Linked DNA regions of Homo sapiens: region 2 is linked to region 1. The links are chromatin contacts, found by POLR2A ChIA-PET in ENCODE. All regions are on one chromosome and are shown on one strand. Each heading gives the region's core, a stretch centred on a gene start or an enhancer-like site at or near the end of the contact. The rest is flanking DNA. Distances are from core to core; before and after follow the strand shown.

Evidence for each region. ChIA-PET counts read pairs that join two places held with the same protein, here RNA polymerase II (POLR2A).
Region 2: POLR2A ChIA-PET joins it to region 1 with 12 read pairs in activated naive CD4-positive, alpha-beta T cell. The contact joins two enhancer-like sites. POLR2A ChIA-PET finds 5 or more read pairs at or near these places in 2 of 52 experiments (activated T-cell and activated naive CD4-positive, alpha-beta T cell).

What each region holds. Positions count from the first base shown.
Region 1 is chr10:12,604,012-12,607,112 of GRCh38, reverse strand. All of the region lies in intron 2 of CAMK1D (calcium/calmodulin dependent protein kinase ID), which reads right to left. Among named protein-coding and RNA genes, the nearest start is that of MIR4480, 27 kb to the right of the region's middle. RefSeq lists an enhancer at 1,311-1,360. Within about 2 kb of position 1,257, at least 28 of the 41 ENCODE cell types and tissues checked have a DNase peak (open chromatin) inside an H3K27ac peak, as active enhancers do.
Region 2 is chr10:15,194,476-15,197,425 of GRCh38, reverse strand. All of the region lies in intron 1 of LOC105376434 (a long non-coding RNA gene), which reads left to right. Among named protein-coding and RNA genes, the nearest start is that of FAM171A1-AS1, 13 kb to the left of the region's middle. Within about 2 kb of position 1,250, at least 4 of the 41 ENCODE cell types and tissues checked have a DNase peak (open chromatin) inside an H3K27ac peak, as active enhancers do.

The DNA.
Region 1 (3,101 bases), core at 8-2,507:
TGGCTCATGCTATAATCCCAGCACTTTGGGAGGCCGAGGTGGGTGGATCACGAGGTCAAGAGATTGAGACCATCCTGGCCAACATGGTGAAACCCCGTCTCTACTAAAAATACAAAAATTAGCGGGGTATGGTGGTGGACGCCTGTATTCCCAGCTACTAGGGAGGCTGAGGCAGGAGAATCACTTGAACCCAGGAGGCGGAGGTTGCAGTGAGCTGAGACTGCGCCACGGCACTCCAGCCCGGTGACAGAGCGAGACTCCATCTCCAAAAAAAAGAAAAAAAAAATTATCTGTCACTTCCTTGCTGGAGAACACAGGCAAGACAAGCCTCAGGTTTCTCATCTACACTTTGCGAATGATAATATCCAATCCCCAGCAATCTCCGAGTGATTAAAGGGCACATACAGACTTCAGAGTTGGGCGTGGTGCCCGAGACGCCACAGGGATCAACGCATGAGAGCCCTGATTATACATACGGCAGGAGAGAAATGAGCACGTGCAACCCCTGGTTCTAGGCATGGGGCAAAGGGAGACTCCACAGAGGAGGATGTTTCAAATGTCCTTCCCAAACCATCAGGAAACCACGAGTTAAAATCCAGCCATCCATTCTGAGCCCTGCCCAGGGAGGGCCGTCCGTGGTTCCTACAACTATCAGGCAGATCTCAGAGCCCAAGCCCCATCGACTGATTTTTGCCATCTTAAGAACATCAGTACCAGCTCAGCCAAATGGGTTAGGCGGAAGTAGGCAGGTCAGGACAGTGGAGGAAACGTGCGTGACCGACTCTGTGCCGGGGTCGCCTGGCATCCCTGTCTCTGACTCCTGAACTGTCTGTCCCTAGTAGGTGCTGTGTGTGAGGGGCCCATGGGGCAGAGCAGAAAGTGATGCCCGATTCAGAGGCCCCGCGCTCCCTCCCCTGTGGTCCCTGAGCAGCCGCGGCTCACAGGAGGATGACGGCACCTGCGTTGTTAACTCAAAGGAAACGGTTATTCTGGCTGCTTTCAACTCCAAGCGGCGTGGCTGTGAAGCAAGCATGAGGAAGGGGCTTGCAGTTTTGCCTTTTCTCCGACCTCGATCTGACGATGTGCCCTAGAAGTCAGGCCTACGATGACCTTTGCAATGCTTCTCTCACGGCCAAATTCTGCCCCGTGGCTCCCAGCCCCCTCCACCCCAGAACATGCCCCACAGATCATCTGAGCAGCTGCTGGCACTAACCCCATCCATCCGGGGCAACAGGCTCCACAGGCCCCGGGGAGAGGCTGAGCTGTTTACTTTTGGTTTCTCAATAACTCCTGTTTCCGAGGGCTCTCTGCCAAAGGGAGAGAGAGGGAAGTGGCATCCCATGGCCCTGTCCAAGGACAGCCCAGGGCTGAGGCAGAGCTGGGCAATGCGGCAGTGTTTTCTGGGGCTGCCAGTGGCACCGCAGCCCCCAGGGCTCCCCTCCTTCCTCCCCAACTGTCACCTGCTCACTCCTGAGAAGTGTTTTGTATCATCTCTCTGAAGTGAGTGGGCACAAACTGTACTGCAGAAGTTCTGCTTGGATCACAGAGAAGAGGGTGGCGAAGAGCCACCGAGGGTCAGAGTGGGCCCCTGAGTGGCCTGGAATCACCAGGTGCTGGGCAGGGGTGGGCAGCCAGGGCTAAATGCTTTTGGAAGATGGCACGGATGCAAATACTATCTGCCACAGTAGTGAAGTTCTGGCCAAGGGGTGTATATATGTGTGTCTGTCTCTCTCTTTGACACACATACACACACACACACACACACACACACACACTTGAATGGTTTCTATCCACCATCACACTATATATTAGAAGCCATATGGTTCACAGGGAGGTGCCCTGACCTAGGAGCCAGACCTTCCTAGCCTCATGGCCTTCATGGAGCCAGGCCTGTTATTTTCTCTGTAAAATAAAAGTACTGCACTGGTACCCGGCACGGTGGCTCATGCCTCTAATCCCAGCACTTTGGGAGGCCGAGGCAGGCAGATACAAGGTCAGGAGATCGAGACCATCCTGTATAACATGGTGAAACCCCGTCTCTACTAAAGATACAAAAAATTAACCAGGAGTGGTGGCAGGTGCCTGTAGTCCCAGCTACTCAGGAGGCTGATGCAGGAGAATCACTTGAACCCAGGAGGCAGAGGTTGCAGTGAGTTGAGATTGCGCCATTGCACTCCAGCCTGGGCGACAGAGTGAGACTCCATCTCAAAAAAAAAAAAGAAAAAAAAGGATTGCATTGGATCTGCATTTCCCAAAGTGAGGTTCCATGGCACACTAGTCTCCAGGAAAAGGGTGCTTTGGTCAACTAAGTTTAAAGATGCTTCATACTACCCAAGTAGTCACTCCTTCCTTCTATTTTGGGAGCTCCTGGCACCTACAGGGAATCATATACCTTAGACACATGACAGATGATGGATATACATTCCAAAGTCAACTGGAACCTGAAACATTTGAAGCAACTCCCTAGAAATGCTCAAAATATCACTTGCAGGTGGTAAATTAATACTATTCTTGGGAATGAGTCCATTGGAGATAATTAAAAGTGGCCCTCAAGTTTCTGAGACTCTGAATAGCATCAAGTAAGTACTTCTGGAAAGTTCTCCAGAGAAGCCAAGCACCCTGATGGCGTCTCGGGTGAGGCAAAAGTTCAGCTTCCCAAGGGCCAACACGGCCAAACACTTCTGCTAAGAAGTCAGATTCACTGTATTTTTTCCCTGTTTATCTGATTCCTTATTAACGCCTGTCAGCTTCAAAGACGCTGGCACTTGTACCACTCCCTATTCCCAACTTCCACCATCCTTGGAATTTGTACCTGAATTGTTTGCGCAACCCCCATCTCCCTGCATTGCCTGTGTTCTATGACATTCGTTCACAATGAACGATGATTCTGTACCAGGCACAGGCTTGGTTGGGTGCTAAGAATTACAGAGATACATAAGAACGGGTCCCAGGCCTCCAGAGGCTCACTTCTGTCTGAGATGCAGACAGATAAGTATTTATGATGGGGGGTGACAGGAGCGATCCCAGTATGACAGAGGAACTTAACTACTATCGGAGTCCAGAGAAGGCACAGGCCAGCCCTGCCTAGGGATATGGCCACT
Region 2 (2,950 bases), core at 1-2,500, 2.6 Mb before region 1:
ACTTTATTTTTCTATTTTTTGGTTGACCCAGGTCATAATGCATCCATAAATATAAAAGGGAGAATGAAAGAACCAGAGAGAGCTCTCTTCAAAGCAGGCCCAAGTTGGTCTTATTTTTTTTTCACCACACATTTGTGATATCTACGGGTGCAGACAGATGGTTTCCAATGATGCTTATTTTTCTCATACTCTTCGTTTCTTCAGTATCCAGAGCAATTGATTTTAAAATTATTCTGAAGTGCATCAGGGTTCTGGGGGTGGGAAGATAACCCGGGCAGGTGACATCTTCCGATCTTTATTGAGTCATGTATTCGGGTCTTAGGCAATTACTGTTTCAAAAACGATTCCACCTTTTTTTAGAAAAAAAATAACGTTGGCTGGTCATGGTGGCTCACAGCTATAACCCCAGCACTTTGGGAAGCTGAGGCAAGAGGATCACCTGAGCCCAGGAGTTGGAGACTAGCCTGGGCAACACAGTGAGACAGCTCCACTAAAAAAAAAAAAAAAAAAAAAAAAAAAAAACGTCACATGTGGTAACGTGCACCTGTAGTCCCAGCTACTCAGGAGACTGAGGCAGGAGTATCACTTGAGACTGGGAGGTGAAGCCATGATCACACCAGTGCACTCCAGCCTGGGTGACATAGTGAGATGGAGGGAGGGAGGGAGGAAGCAAGGAAAGGAGGGAGGGAGGGAGGGAGATGGGGGAAGGGGAAAGGAAGAGAGGAAAGAAGGAAGGAGGAAAAGAAAGAAAAAGAAGAAAGAAAGAAGAAAAGAAGGAAAGAGAAAAAGAGTGTTAAAAGAAAATCATAATGTTTGAAAACCATTTTCCTAGGCAGTGGCAAGAGGGATTTATTTGTAGCTAGTTGTGTGATTGTGTTTTAGAAAAAAAAAAAAAAGATGTAGCAGAGAGCACTGGGCAGAGGAAGAGGATGACAGCCGCACTCCTAGAACAGAGCCATTTCCCAGCGCCGGGAGTGTGGGCTCACACCAGAGGGAGAAAACGGATAGGAAGCTGAGTCCACTCAGCATCTTCCGGGGTGGCAGCAAAATCCTACACTGGTTTCAAGGTAAGGCTTAGGGAGAGCGAATGTTCCTAAAACTGAGTTATTCGAGGGATTAAAAAAATTAGCAGCTGCCCTCAAAACTGTAACTCAGAGAAAAAAGAGAAACTCATGCAAAGAGAGAGGGTCACTGCTTCCAGATCTACGTCTGACGGTTTGACGTCATCACAGAAGGTGGAGCCAGAAGGCCGTCAGAGGTCACCTGGTCCAATCTCCTCCTTTGCAGATTTAATGCAAGGTTAAAACTGAGGTTGGCTTCATTGTCCACACAGAGGTGACCTACTTTGGTGATATGCAGTAGCGTCCAGCCCAGCCCAAGTGGAGCCCTTTCAAAATGGATTTTCTACTCTAAAAAAAGGATAATTTTGAGGACCTTCAGAGATAATACATCAGGAGCATGATCTAACTGGGGAATCTTTTCCCATGCTTTTTGCCCTACATATGGATTTCCTGGCGCCATCTATCCAAAGCATTCCACACCGAAGATATGTGGGGGCGTGATGGCTGAAAAATATCTATGCATAAATTACAAGTTGCTATTTTTAATCTGAATCTGCCTTAACTATTTCCCCTTCCCTTCTTTATTGGAGAACATGGGCAAATTCTGTTAAGTAATAATTTCCTGTTGAGTAAGAGTTAGGTTTAGTCCATTGTTCTCTTTTTTTTTTTTTTTTTTTTTTTTTTGAGACGGAGTCTCGCTCTGTCGCCCAGGCTGGAGTGCAGTGGCGCGATCTCGGCTCACTGCAAGCTCCACCTCCTTGGTTCATGACATTCTCCTGCCTCAGTCTCCTGAGTAGCTGGGACTATAGGTGCCTGCCACCACGCCCGGCTAATTCTTTTGTATTTTTTAGTAGAGACGGGCTTTCACCGTGTTAGCCAGGATGGTCTCAATCTCCTGACCTCGTGATCCGCCTGCCTCGGCCTCCCAAAGTGCTGGGATTACAGGCGTGAGCCACTGCGCCCGGCCGTCCACTGTTCTCTTGCCGGTGTTTCCATTGACTCCCGTTGCTCATATCCAGGTCTTTAAAGGCTGATGTCAGAGAGGATCAAGTCTCTAATGATAGTGCGTGCTGTTTTAGTTTATTCAGTGTCATGCCCTATTTAGCAGTTATGTCTCAAGTACTATGCAATAAGCACTGATATAGTCCGGATATTTGTCCCACTCAGTTCTCGTTGCAATGTAATCCCAATGTTAGAGATGAGGCCTGGTGGGAGGTGTTTGGGTCATGGGGACAGATCCCTTGTGGCTTGGTGCCATCCTTGCAATAGTGAGTTCTTTCATGTGAAATCTGGTTGTTTGAAGGTGCATGGACCAGGCACAGCGGCTCGCGCCTATAATCCCAACACTTTGAGAGGCCAAGGCAGGTGGATCACTTGAGCTCAGGAGTTTGAGACCAGCCTGGGCAACATAGCAAGACCTCATCTCTACTAAAAATTTGAAAAAATCAGCCAGGCGCAGTGGCTCACGCTTGTAATCCCAGCATTTTGGGAGGCCAAGGTGGATCACGAGGTCAGGAGTTTGAGACCAGCATGGCCATCACAGTGAAATCCCATCTGCACTAAAAATACAAAAATTAGCTGGGCGCGGAGGCGGGCGCCTGTAATCCCAGCTACTTGGGAGGCTGAGGCAGGAGAATTGCTTGAACCTGGGAGGCAGAGGTTGCACTGAGTTGAGTTTGCGCCACTGCACTCCAGCCTGGGCGACAGAGCTAGACTCCGTCTCAAAAATAAATAAATAAATAAATAAATAAATAAATAAATAAAAATTAGCTGGGCATGGTGACATGTGCCCATAGTCCCAGTTACTCAGGAGGCTGAGGCAAGAGGATTGCTTCAGCCTGGAAGATCAAGACTGCAATGAGCCATGATTGCACCACTGCACTCCAGCC